2 separate regions of the Homo sapiens genome follow, and region 2 is linked to region 1. Evidence: chromatin contacts called from ENCODE Hi-C or POLR2A ChIA-PET data. All regions are on one chromosome and are shown on one strand. Each heading gives the region's core, a stretch centred on a gene start or an enhancer-like site at or near the end of the contact. The rest is flanking DNA. Distances are from core to core; before and after follow the strand shown. Region 1 holds the start of ZBTB34 (zinc finger and BTB domain containing 34). Region 2 holds the start of LMX1B-DT (LMX1B divergent transcript).

Evidence for each region. Hi-C counts contacts between places; a loop is a spot of excess contacts on that map. ChIA-PET counts read pairs that join two places held with the same protein, here RNA polymerase II (POLR2A). Pooled maps may share reads with other maps.
Region 2: a pooled map shows a loop between it and region 1 (2.2-fold over the local background). The contact joins the promoter of LMX1B-DT here to the promoter of ZBTB34 in region 1. A Hi-C loop is called at or near these places in 1 of 50 pooled maps. POLR2A ChIA-PET finds 5 or more read pairs at or near these places in 2 of 52 experiments (Panc1 and activated naive CD4-positive, alpha-beta T cell).

The regions. Positions count from the first base shown.
Region 1 is chr9:126,859,277-126,865,514 of GRCh38, reverse strand. It overlaps ZBTB34 (zinc finger and BTB domain containing 34), which reads right to left and starts at 4,876. Exons shown (of 2, transcript NM_001099270.4): 1 at 4,776-4,876. RefSeq lists silencers at 4,358-4,577, 4,688-4,737, 4,748-4,827, 4,858-5,257 and an enhancer at 3,936-4,733.
Region 2 is chr9:126,608,723-126,615,132 of GRCh38, reverse strand. LMX1B-DT (LMX1B divergent transcript) reads left to right here and starts at 1,334. Exons shown (of 2, transcript NR_184148.1): 1 at 1,334-1,684. LMX1B (LIM homeobox transcription factor 1 beta) reads right to left here and starts at 1,205. Exons shown (of 8, transcript NM_001174147.2): 1 at 545-1,205. The coding sequence starts at 683. RefSeq lists enhancers at 1-471, 472-1,053, 1,309-2,277, 4,221-5,085 and a silencer at 3,430-3,499.

The sequences.
Region 1 (6,238 bases), core at 3,627-6,126:
ACAACTTTCTTGGATAAAGCCTTGGAACTGTCTCCACATATCAACAACCAGAACAAAAGTAAAAATGTAAAAGCTGAACAATTAGAAATGTGCTGATTCTGTGAGACTCCTCACTGCTGAGCTTCCACTCCTGGCGGTGAGCTCTCTGAGGGCAGGGACTGCGTGCCCAGAGCCCAGCAGTGTGTCTGGGGCAGAGAGGCTCTCAGTACATGTCAACTAAAACAAGCTGGTGGCTCAAGATCCATGGACTGCCACTACAGCCGCACCCTCAGCTCTGAACTTTTCCTTCTGGAGACCCCAGAGATGCGGGATCGTCTCTGCCCACAGCAAAATCTAGCACGGTGGCTTATTCCAACCTAACCCATAAACAGTCTAATTTGCTCCACAAGATGCTACACTTTGTTTAAAAATATCCAGTTACACTTCCAAGAAAAGAAAGGAAAGTTACAAATTTGGAAGTTGTTTAAGGCACCAGGAGGTACCCATTATTCTCAATCAAGATGCTCATGATTCCAAACCCAGATTTGCACCTGCTGGCTTCAGTCATTTGCTGATACCTGAGACACAGCTCAAACGAGGCTTTCTCTGGCAGGCACTGGAAACCTGAAGATCCCTAATTTTCATTTTCATACAAAGTCATTAAAAAGACCACAGACTGAAGCACCGCAGACAAAAGGCATGGTAACAGAAGTAACAATTATATAAAAATAACTTTTCTAGGTATTTCTGCCTGGGTCTAGATTAAAACCAAAATTGAGCTGTCATGAGCTACAATCTAATCTTTTAGAAAGCAGCAGTCAAATAACACCAGGGCTGTGTGAAACATTCTGGTGCTACTGAAACCCAATGCAAGAAAAAAAAAATAAATAAAATGGCATTCTGTGATGGATATTCATGAAGCACTCATCCTAATTTAAAAGAAAACAAGTTTAGAGTTCTTACTGCATTAATTCATGTGAGCCTGAAAGAACATTTTTATCCAAACTGTTACATTTCCTACCAAGGCGTTAACATTCTCCAGGTCTGCTCAGATACACTAATTCCAAGAGGGTGCGATTTGTCTTTTAGTCAATGCAAAACATCATCAGAAGCTTCTTCTGAGCTTTCCAAGCAGGAGAGGAATGGCCTCTTTAATTTTACTAGCAATGACAAGGACTAACGGTCAGTAGGCTCCTACTGTGTACAGTATGGTAAGTAAGCTCTTAGACGACACTAAGAGGCTGCAGTTATCCCCATTCTACAGACGAGGAAGCAAACCCAGAGAGGCTGAGAAACTTACCCAAGGTCACTCAGCTAATGACTGGCTGAGCCAGGATTTGGACCTAGATTTGTCAGTCTCAGACTCAGAACTCTTATCTCTTATAAGAGTAAGATTTTAATCCAGGCATACTGGTGAGATGCAGGATTTTTATTGGTGCTGGATTCTTACTGATCAACTCCGAGTAGAAAGAGAATTCTCATTTAAGGATGTTCCACCACACAGACAAAGTCAGGCTGGGTCTGACACTGTGATGATTAAGGGGTCACAATATGTTGTACTTCAAGTGGTTTGCAGTCATTTCTTTGCAAAATGTCCCTTATTTTTACTTCTGTCAGTGAAGTAGGAAAAAAGATGTTTCATATTTTAATCATTAATTGAGAGGATTTGTTTCAGATAAAATAAGCTTTCTTAAGGCAAATAACTAAAAAATAGTAAGGCACAGCATCTTATCTGCTTACTGCTGGCTAGCATTTCAGGGGCACTGGCCCTGGAAAATACATTAAGTCCTGCCTCTTATGACAAAAGGATTAGAAAAGCTCACCTTGACTTGCATTCTTCCATGAGGTTTTCCTTGCCATCAACATCAACCAGAAAATAACCATTAGAAATTTAACTGCGTTCAGTTGATGACCTTCACTAAGCTAAATTCAGCAGTTTGTCAGCTACAAAACATTAAATAGACACAATTAAGAAGTTTGAAAAACATTAAGCAGAATTTAAACTAAAGTAACATGAACATTAACGGGAATAAAACGTAACTAGATTCATGGTACTGACATTTTAGACAAGTGCTTCAAATGGAAGGCAAAAGTGGGGGGACACAGCGGTGCAGAAATCCAAAACTCAGTAGGTACACAGTTCAGCAGCTTATCATTTCTCCACCTTGATAAATGTACACCCAATAATGACAATAACAATAATGAAAATGTACTAAGCAGTTACTAGGTGCTGCACATTTTTCTACTTCGTTCCATTTTCGTTTACAGTTCATTGGATTTTATTATCCTCCACACTGCAAATAAGAAACGGAGGCTCAGAGGCATTAGATAAATTGCTCAACTTCACAGAGCTGGTAAGCAGACTTGCTAGGATTCAAACCCAGGTCTCTGATTCCAAAGCTGCTGTTCTTTCCCCACAGCCTCCGAATGAAGAATCACATGACTTTTACCTTTTCCCATGATCAGAGGGAAACGTTTCAAAGTTTCAAAGATTCGTTTTGTGCTTTCTGCACCCTAAGAGAGCAAGCTGAAAACATCCACCTTGAATGGTAGCATTACATATCACTTATCTATGACACAGAAAGCTGATAAAAACAGATTCTCCTTAAAAAAAAAAAAAGGCAAATTACAAAACAAAACAAAAAGTTGTTTACCAACAAAAATCAGGAAGTATTTGAGTACCTATTATAGAAGTCCAGCCCCAGTATTAGATACTATAAGGTCTCCGAGAGGAGTATTAAGACACAATGCCCTTAAAAAAACTCCCACTCCAGTTGGGACAAGAACAAGTTCAACAGCCAAGGAACAAGTGCTGAATCCGAGTGCCACAAAGCCATGGGGGCAGGGAAGTCAGGGAACACCCTCTGGAGGAAGTATATCTGCAGCAGGGGCTTGAAGGAAGTGAAATGGAGAATTTGCACAGAAAAGAAAAAGGAGGCCAGTGCTTCAGAAGGGGGAACAACAGAAGCAAAACCCAAGAAGCCGTAACTAACTCAGTTCTGCAGGGGACAGACTTGGAGAAGCAGAGAATAAGGTTCAGGTAGGTGGGGTGGGGCCAAACCACGGAGAGTCTTGAAAAGACAGGGTGGGCGGTGGCTGGACATACCGTGGCAGGCAAGAGGCCACTACTCAGCTTTGAACAGTGGTATAACTGCCGTGGCCTCTTAACTGATCTCCTGGCCTCTAGCTTCTTCACCAATGCCTTCAGTAGTTTCAACTTTGACCTAGTGTTTGAGTTGAGGAACTAGCCGCGGCCCACCTCTCCTCCTACTTCCCTCCTATATGAACCCTTCTCTGCCAGGAGACTGGTCTATTCACTAACTCCATAGGATCACTGGGCCTGATTCCTCTTTTCCTATCTGAATGCTACTCATCCTTTAACACCCGGCTCAAATCCCGCCCCTCACTAAACCCTCCCTAACCACTCGGCCTACAGTGACCTCCATCTCTCCTTCTTAATTCTACAGCACACAGCCTTGTCTCATCAAAATTACCTTTTCATAAGTAATGTCTCAGCACCCTGTGTAAAGCTGCCTGGAGACTGTAAGTGTGCCTTCTACTACTTTCCCACCACATGGAACAGCATCTTGCCATTTAATAAGCAAGCAAGCACTCAACTATTTTTTGACTTCCTATAGTAAGTTTGGCTTTAGCATAAAGGAAGGATGGGGGAGGGGGGAACCTCTGGAGTCAGCGACCAGCTTAGAAGCTGTTGCAATAATCCAGATGTGAAGCAAAGAGGGCCTGGACTAGGGAACAAAGAGAAAATGGGCAAATATAAACAACAAAAAATTCTGCATGCAAAAACTCGGCGGAATGTGATTAACTACTACTAGGGACAAAAGCAAGGGATGAATGAGGATTAAGGTGAGGTTTAGAAAACGCTTCTTGAAATCATTTTAAAGCCTGTCTGAAACAAAATGCAGTAAGTGGCTTAAAAAGTCCACACTGACAAAGTCTTCAGCGAAACTGCCCAGTATCTTGAATCAGGGACAGCCCTTCCAATTTGAGACATACACGGAATGGCAGAGCCAGAAGGGTTCTTAGAGAGTTAAATGAAACCCTCAATGATCACATGGGGAAACTGAGTCCTAGCATGGAAGGGGCTTGCGGAAGGCCTCAAGACAGAGACTCCCAGACGAGTGCCGCCCTGAAAGCACAGCCACTTGGCCTAGAAGGGCACTGTTTACAACCCCGGTCAGCCCCAGCCCAGCCCTCCGCAATGGCAGGACCAACTGAGCGCGAGTGGCCACGGAGACGTCTGGGGCCAAGCGCAACCCGTCGCCGCCGCCTGTTTACCTGGAGGAAGGCGGTGGCGTGAGGCAGCGGCTCCGTGGCAGCCACCCGAAGGGCCGACCCCTGGCCCGGCCGGCTCTCCAGGGAACTCAACCATCTGCCCTCCCTCCCCGTACAAAAGGGAGCGCCCCCAGGGCTAGGGGCCCGGAAGCTGGGGATCCCGAGACGCCCCGGGCGGAGGCTGGGAGCCCAGGGCAGCTGCCCGAGCGCGACCCTCAGCCGGGCCAGCGGCGCCGGGACTCCAGGACCGAGCACAGCTGGCCCCTCGGGGACGCGCGCCTGACCCCAGCAGGTGCCCGGGGCCTCCGGACCCCGCCCGGCCTCGGCTCCCGCCCGCGCCGGCCGCCTGCCCGCGGGACTGACCAGGCGCGGAGGCTCCCGCCCCGCCGCGCCCAGAGGGAGCCGGACAGCGGCCCGGGGACTGCCCCCCGCCCCGCCTGCCCCGCCTGCCCCGCCCGCGCCTAGCCCGCTGCTCGCCGCCCCCGGCCAGCGTGCCTCACCTGTCCAGAGCGCCGCGCTCACATCGCCCGCCCGCGGCGCCCCCTCCGCCGCCGCCGGCGCCAGGCCAGTCCCCGCCGCTCCGGCTGCCGCCCCAGCCCGCGCCCCCCGCCCCCGGAAGCGCTTCCCGGCCCCGCCCCCTGGACGCCCGCGCTTCCGGGCAGGCGCCAACCCGGGTGGTGGCGTTGCGCGGCGGACCTCTAGCCAGGGCCCGGGGTCCTGAGTCCCGCCCGGTTGTCGTCCCAGAGCCTCGCCGCGGGCTAGCGGCAGCCTTGGTCTGGACCCCGGAGTCCCGACTCCGGGAAGCGGCGTCGGCTCTGCCTTCAGCCCGCGCTCTCCTCGGCGCCCCCTGCTGGCGGGAGAAGGGCGGTGCAGTGGGGCGCGTTTCAGGGGCTCCCGGAATCGAACGGGTGGGAGAGAGCCCAGGACCCTCGACCCCCCCAGCACTGGGGGGCCTGCCCCCAGCCCAGCCCTCCCTTCCAAGACCCTCCCTCCTGCATCTCTTCAGGCGCATGCCACGCACCCGAGCTGCTCCTGGCAGGGCAGCTGAAGGCAGCAAGGTGCAGTGGTTAGCAGCAGGGCTCTGGGGACCTGTCATAGGGGGTCTCTTGACTTACCACCTTGGGCAGGTTTTCTCTCTCTCAAAACGGAGGTGGCTCCCGCCTGTAATCCCAGCACTTTGGGAGGGCGAGGCGGGAGGATCACTTGATCCTAGGAGTTTGAGACCAGCCTGGGCAACATAGGGAGGCCCCATTTAAATTTTTAAAACTTAGCCAGGCTTGGTGGCACATGCCTGTAGTTCCAGCTATTGGGGAGGCTGAGGTGGGAGGGTCGCTTGAGTCCGGGAGGTCGAGGCTGCGATGAGCCATGATCGTGTCACTGTACTTCAGCAGTGGTGAAAGAGCAAGACCCTGTCTCAAAAACAAAACGGAGGTGAAAATTCCCAACTCACTGTTATAAAACCCATGTCACAGAGCATGCCTCAAAAAATGTGCATTTCCAGACCCTTGGGGACACCCCAGTCTTCAAACCGTTGGGTGGGAGTGGGAGCCTCACCCAGCGTTTTCCTCCCAGCATTAGACCAATGTAACACTCTTTGAAGAGCTTCCCTTTGCATTTTGGTGGAGTCAGTAGTTGTGGCAGAGGTTTATTTTCCTTTTTCTGGCTTTGTAATAAAAATAAACTAGGAGGCAAAGATACCAGCTCCTCTTCAGGATAGAAAGCTGCTGAGACTTCCTGATGTTACTTCATCCTTTGCAAGCAGGAACTGTCTCTCCAGGATCTGTCCAGTGGTCATCCTCCAATAGCAACAGCTACCCTTTGTCAAACACTCCATGCAGGGCACTGTGTAGACACTTGACAGCCATGACCTCATTTAACACAACCTAAGGAGGTGGCGATCTATTCCCATTTTAATCCAAGAGGGAACTGAGGCTCAGAGAGGTTGAGTGACTTATCCAAAGTC
Region 2 (6,410 bases), core at 85-2,584, 250 kb after region 1:
CCGGAGAATCCGCGCTCCGTGTTAAGACAAATGACAACGAGCACGGCGCAGGGTGGCCGGCTGGGACCAAGACAGGCGAGGTGAGGCTGGGGCGCTCGCTGGCTGACACGCCCCACGGTGGCGTTCGTGGTCTTCTATCCCCGATCTCCCCAAAATCTGTGGTTTGAGTGACCAGGGAGACGTTTTTCTCTTAGAATCTCCCCCACCCCAGGTGACCTTGCGCCTCTCCCAAGCTCGCCAAGGTGATTGCTAGGTCCTCCATCACCCCTGCCACCCGCCACCTACCACATCGGAGTGGCAGCTCTAGAACCTAAGCCTGGAAAGGATGGTGGGTGGCGACTGGAGCTGTCCTGTCCCCTCAGGACGCCTGCCGGAGGCGTACTTGCGGCCCTCTGGCGATCACTCCAGGAGTCCTGTCTCTGCCTCCTCCCCATGTCCTGCAAACCCATTTCCTTTATCCGTTGGCCCCAACGCCCGTGTCCACAGCCGGACGACGCCCCATCCCACGCCCGAGACCACTCGGGCGTTCCGACCCCGCACTCACCCAGCAGCACCCCCAGAGTGGCGGGCCCGGGGCGCAGGGCGTGCTCCTCCATCTTGATGCCGTCCAACATCTTGGCGCAGTCCGTCTGCCCGCGAGGGAAGCACCTCTCCAGCGACTCGGGACCTGTTGCTATATCCATGGGACGCGGGGCGCGCTGCGGACCCCGCCGGCCGGGCTGCTCGCCCGCCGGCCCGTCCACCCGCTCTCCGCCGCCGCGGCCCTGGAACCGGGGAGGCGCGGCCCCCGCAGGGCAGGGGTTGCGCCGGCCCCCGGCGATCGTGGAGCGGCGACGCGCTGGCCCCGGGCCCCGGCGTCGTGCGGGCGGGCCGGGGCGGCTGCAGCCCGCGCCGCGCTCTCCCGGACACTTGCAGCCACGCGCGCCGGCTCCTCTGTCACCTGCTTGTCAGTCCCGGAACCCGGCGGCGGCGGCTGCTGCAGACGGAGCCGCGGGGAGGAGGCGGCGGCGGCGGTGGCGGTGGCGGCGGCGGCAGGCGGGGGAGGGGGTGGGGGTGCAGGGGCGGCCCCGCGGGCCGCGGGGGGGGCGCGCGGCGCAGCGGGGTCCCGGGCGGGGCGCAGCGGGCCGCGGGGCTCCGGGCGCGCTCCCCGCGCTACTCCAGTGCCATGGTGCGCCCGCTGAGCCGCCGGGTTTAGAGCTGGGGCTGGCGGCGGAGGGATACGGGCCGCCTCACCTCCCGAAACTTCCTGACATTTGAACCCCGCGGCCGGTATCCCTGCGCCGGGATGCGCCGCCGGCTCCACGTCAAATAGTGCCGTCCCGCCCCCCCGCGCGCCCCGGGGCTCCGCGCCCCTGGCCCGCGCCCCGCGCCGCGCCTGGCCCCGAGCTCAGGCCCCGGCTCCCCGGCCCGGCCGCCCCGCGGGCCCCTCGCAGAAGTTTTGATCGTCTTCGAAACAAATCCCTCTGCTCCACCCCCTTGAAAAATTGATTTGGGAGTTGGGGAGCGAAGGCTTTCTTTTTTCTCCTCTGCCTTCTTTATTATTAATATTTTGTAAAGCTCCAGCGCTACGAGGAGTGGCCCCGAGCGAGGCCAGACTGCGCGGACGGCAGGGAGCGCGGCGGCTCCGCCAGGGGACGGCGCCGGCCGGGAGTGGCCGCTTGGGAACCCCCGACTGTCGGCCGAGGTAGGTCGCGGGGGCTGAGTCGGAGTCCCCCGGGCGGCGGCGCCTGCTCGGGGCCGCTTGGTCCGCGGAGAGGGCCGGCTCCCAGGAACGAAGGACGGGGGCGGGCAGAAGGCGAGGACGGCTGGCCCTGGACTCGTGCAAGGGGGGCCCAGGCCCAGGAACGGGGAGTGAGCCTGGAGTGTGGGTGAGGGGTCTGGGAAAGCTCCGGGCCTGGCAGAGATTGGGCGGGGGACTGAGCCGATGGGAGGTTGGGGCCCCGGGATCGAGAATGGGGGACACTGGGACGACAAGGAAGGTCAGGCCTGGGTTCAGGCGACCGAGAGTTTAGAGGACAACTAAGGCTGGAAAAGGGGTCCCCGGGCAGGGGCAGGAGCAGTGGGCAAGACCCGGGCCTCCTAGGGTTTGCAGTGAGGGGCGCTAGGAGGGAGTGGTGGCCCCAGGGTAGCGGCTCTGAAGAAATTAGGTTGGCTGCCAAGATCGGGGTCCTTTGGCGGGTCGGGTGCCCGGCCAGGGGTCGCTGGGACGCGCGGATCAAGGACAGTGCTCTAGCCAGCCTGGGCAAAGTGGACCTCGGCAACGGGACGCGAAAGCTGGCGAGATGGAGCTGCCGACTTCCGCGCCAGCCGGGCCTGGCACCCGCGTCCGGTGCGAGAGGCCACAGCGTCGGACCGGCTGTCTGCGGCCCGTGGTCCCCACCGACGCGCGGCTCACCGGGGAGCAGGGGGGCGGTTGCGGCCCGGGGTAGCGGCGGGCTGACCCCCCGCGATCCGCTGCGGGGCGGCCCCGGCCCCTCCCGGAGCGAGGCAGCGGCGCGGAGCCGGGCGGGGGCGGAGGGCATGGGGGGCGGGTCCCCTGACCTCGCTGGAGGCGAAAGGGCGGATCGGATTTGGAACCTGCGGGAGGCTTGGTCAGAAGTGGCCCCCTGCGCCGCGGGGCCCCGCGGAGGGGCCCGGCTTTGTGGAGGATTAGAGGCTCCCGCCCTACCCTACCTGCGTGTGTGTCGGTGGGTATCTGTGTGTGTCTGTGCGTGTCGGGCCCCCGCCTCTGCGGCTCTTGCCTCCGTGTGCTCCTTGGCTCTGCACACACGGTATGTGTGTCCCTGCAACCTTCCAGACTCCCAGGGGTGAATCTGTGGATCTGTGTCTGAGTCCCCTGCACCCGTGTGTATGTGAATGTGTGGGTCCTTCGTGCCTGTGTCTGGGGTGTGTGTCCGCATCATTTCATGCGGGGGCCTAAGTCTTTGTGCGTGTCTCAGCCTCTGTGTTGTGTCTGCGATCCTTTTCTGTATGGGTGTCTCTGTCAGCTTTGCGTATCTGTGCTTATCTCCGGGGTTCTGAATGCTTCTGTGTGCTCGCGTGTCTCCTAGCGTGTGTGTGTGTGTGTGTGTTTGTGTGTGGTGGGGGGCTTTGTGCCTTCGTGTATTTCTAGGCGCCTTTGTGTGGCTAGGTCGGGGAGAGTGGACAGTCAATGTGGAGTTTCTCTCCCACATCTCGGTCCCCTCTTTGCTTGACCTGGAAACCCCAGGCCTGGACCCGCGAAGTTGGGCTGGGCCTGAGCCGCCTTCTCCGGGCATCTGGGGCGGGGGCGCGGCTGCTGCAGGGAGAAGCCGGGCGGGCAAGGCTTCGGCGCACAGAGCCAGAGTCCCGAGGCGCGGAGCGCGGCTCGGGGCCGGCGGGCGGACCAGGCACTTTCTGCCCTCTGCTGGTCGCGGTCCATCCCTGCAACCGGGGCTGGGCGACTGCCTGCAGGCGAGAGTCCTCGTTCCAGGCCCAGACCCTCTCCCTCTCCTTCAGGGTGCACATGGTAATACTCTCTCGTCACAGGCCCTGCACCCCCAACTCCTGGCGCAAGGCTCCATCCCCTCCCCACCTTCCCTGTGCCTGGCCTCTCCTACCCTACAGCTCTCCTTTCCCCCTCCTTGGCTGAATGAGGGCCCCTGCGATCCAGTCTCCCAGGCTTCTCTAACTCGGGTTGGCGTCCAGTGCCGATCTGGGGCCGCTGGCTGTGCCCAGAGGCGCATTCCCCGGACCACTCGAAGGCCTGGTCTCAAGGCAGGAGGACTTGTGGGAAGTACCCCCTCCGTGCCGCGTCTGGTCTGTCCGGGTGCGCATGCATTCTCAGCGCCTCTTCCGCGCTCCTGCCAGTCATATCCCACGCCACCAAGGCGGATATAGGGTGGTCTGCCGCCATGCGGCCCGCGCCCAGATAGGGGCGCTGGCTCGGTGGACGCCAGAGCCTGGCTGCCTTCTCTGGTCTGGGGTGGGGCTGCTGAGTCCACACCCCTTGGGCCCCTCTGCATGCCTTCCCCGCTGTCCATTCATTCCCCCTACACACACACACACACACACACACACACACACACACACACACACACACACACACACACACACCCTCCCTATAGGCCCCGTTCCTTGCCCTTTGTCCTCACTCCTCGTGTCCCGTGCTCCCAGCTGAGTTGGCCGGTCTCGGGTCCTTCGCACGCAGACGCGCAGGGGTCCCAGATCTCTCCAGCACAATCGGGGCTCCCGCGCCTCTCCACCGCTTCCCTTGCCGAAGAAGCGAAGAAGCGGCCGACTGGACGGCACAGCAGGGGCCGAGGCCCAGAGCCGGCTCCTGCCCGCAGGCGGCGAACGGCACCTTGCTCCGCCAGGCCCCTGCGGGTGTGATCCGTGACCCGCAGATTCTCCCGGGCGCCTCTGGCCCATGACGCGGGGGCTGCTCGCTCCACGCAGGCGGCTTCGGGATGCTCTCCCGCTCAGATTTCAGCGGCAGAAACAGCCTCGGATTCTCTCTACCTGGGGGAAAGACTGAGTCGGGGGCTCGGAATCACTGGAAGAAGCGAGAATGGAAAGGGAGGCTCTGGAGCGGGGGTCCCGGCTCCTTCCAGTCTGCGGACGCCCCAGCTCCATTGAGCCCCGCCCTAGTCCCCCCGCTCCTCTTCTTAGGGCCTTGCACCCTCTCCTCTGCGCTACCCGCCTCCCTCGAGCACGGCTCTATGAGCTGCCCTCCCCCACCCCACCCAGCCCTGTCCATCCCGCTCCGGGCTGTCTGGATTGTTTTGTGCTTCTGACCAGAGCCAGAGCCACACTGCCCCCTCCCAGTTTACCATTCCAGCTGGAGGCACGGATCTGGGGCAGCGCAGGGTGCAGTCCTGGCCGGGTTCGGAGGAGTGGGAAGGCAAGGACCAGGAGCTGCGAGTGTCTCTATTCCACTCTGCCCGGAGAACCAGGGCTGCAGAGAGCCTGGGCCGTCCCACGCTGTCCCGGCGCCATCAGCCCTGCCAAGCCTCAGATCCTTGACAGGCGGCCAGATTGGGGGGACCAGAGCCGCCCAAGCAGTGGGCCAGGTTGGGGGCTGATATTCCTGGGAGGTGGCCCCGGGTCTAGGGTCCTGGGAGAACCACACTGACTCCGGAAGTGGAGCGGGAACACCCAGAGACTGAGTGCTGGAAACTTTCCAGCCAGCAGTGACCATGTTATGCTTTTTGGACCCCAGCGGGGCTGGACCCCAGGGCACATGGGCCAAAGGGTCAGGCCCTTCTCAGCTAGAGATGGCCGTGTGTGATCGTCACAGAGTAACACAGCCACCTTGCCGCAGAGCGGTGCAAATGTCTGTGGTCTTGCTGTGCCGGTGGGAGACCTCACAGCGACCTTGAACCCAGGTGGAGGCCCACACACAGGAGTAAAGTGATGGCGCCCAGCTGGGGTCCTTTGAATCAGGGCTGGGAACTGGTTCTCTCTCCCATTGGGGTTTTCCAGCCTGATGGGAGAGGGGCTGCAGGGAGACAGGATTTGTGGCAGAATTTGCTGGTGAGGCAGAGCTGGGGCTCTGAGGCTGCATGCAAGTGTGTGTGTCTGTGTGCAGTGGGGAGACAGCCAGCCCCAGCAAAGCCCCTAAGTCCTTCCTGTAGCTTCCCCTTCAGTGGGTAGGGGCTCTGGCCACAGACCCATGACTTTCCAGCACAAGGTCTGGGTCTTTAGTCATGGGATTCCTCCACATTGGGTCAGGAGACGGTGCTCCCTTAGAGCCCAGGCTGCTGTCAGCTCTCGGGACTGGAGCTCTGAGGGAGACGGTGCCCTGGCGGGGTGGCCCAGTGCTGAGGTCTCGCAGTGGCTAGGAGTGGTCAAGAGCAGATCTTGGGGAGCCACCCAGATCTGGTTCAGGATCTGGCCATGGGACCTCAGGAAGGTCCTGCCCTACTCTCTGCACCTCAGCTTCCTCATTTGTCCCACAGGGTTGTCGAGAGGCTGAAACATAAGTGCTCACCACAACACCCAGCACCTACCAGGCCTCTATACATATTTGGTAAATAATTGGATGGACACTTTGGGAGGGTGAGGCTGGTGGATCACGAGGTCAGGAGTTCAAGACCAACCTGGCCAACATGGTGAAACCCCATCTTTACTAAAAATACAAAAATTAGCTGGGCATGGTGGCACGTGTCTGTAATCCTAGCTATTTGGGAAGCTGAGGCAGGAGAACCACTTGAATCCGGGAGGTGGAGGTTGCAGTGAACCGAAATTGCACCACTGCACTCCAGCCTGGGTGACAGAGCAAGACTCCATCTCAAGTAGTCATAATAATTGGATGGAAGAGGGGCCATGCTACCAAGACTTGGGGAGAACACAGCTCCCTGCTTCTCCTTCAACCAGGGCTTGAGGGCAAACAGACCCCCTGGGCTCACCTGCGTACCTTCCTCCAGGGCAGGCGAAGCTTAGCTCCAGGA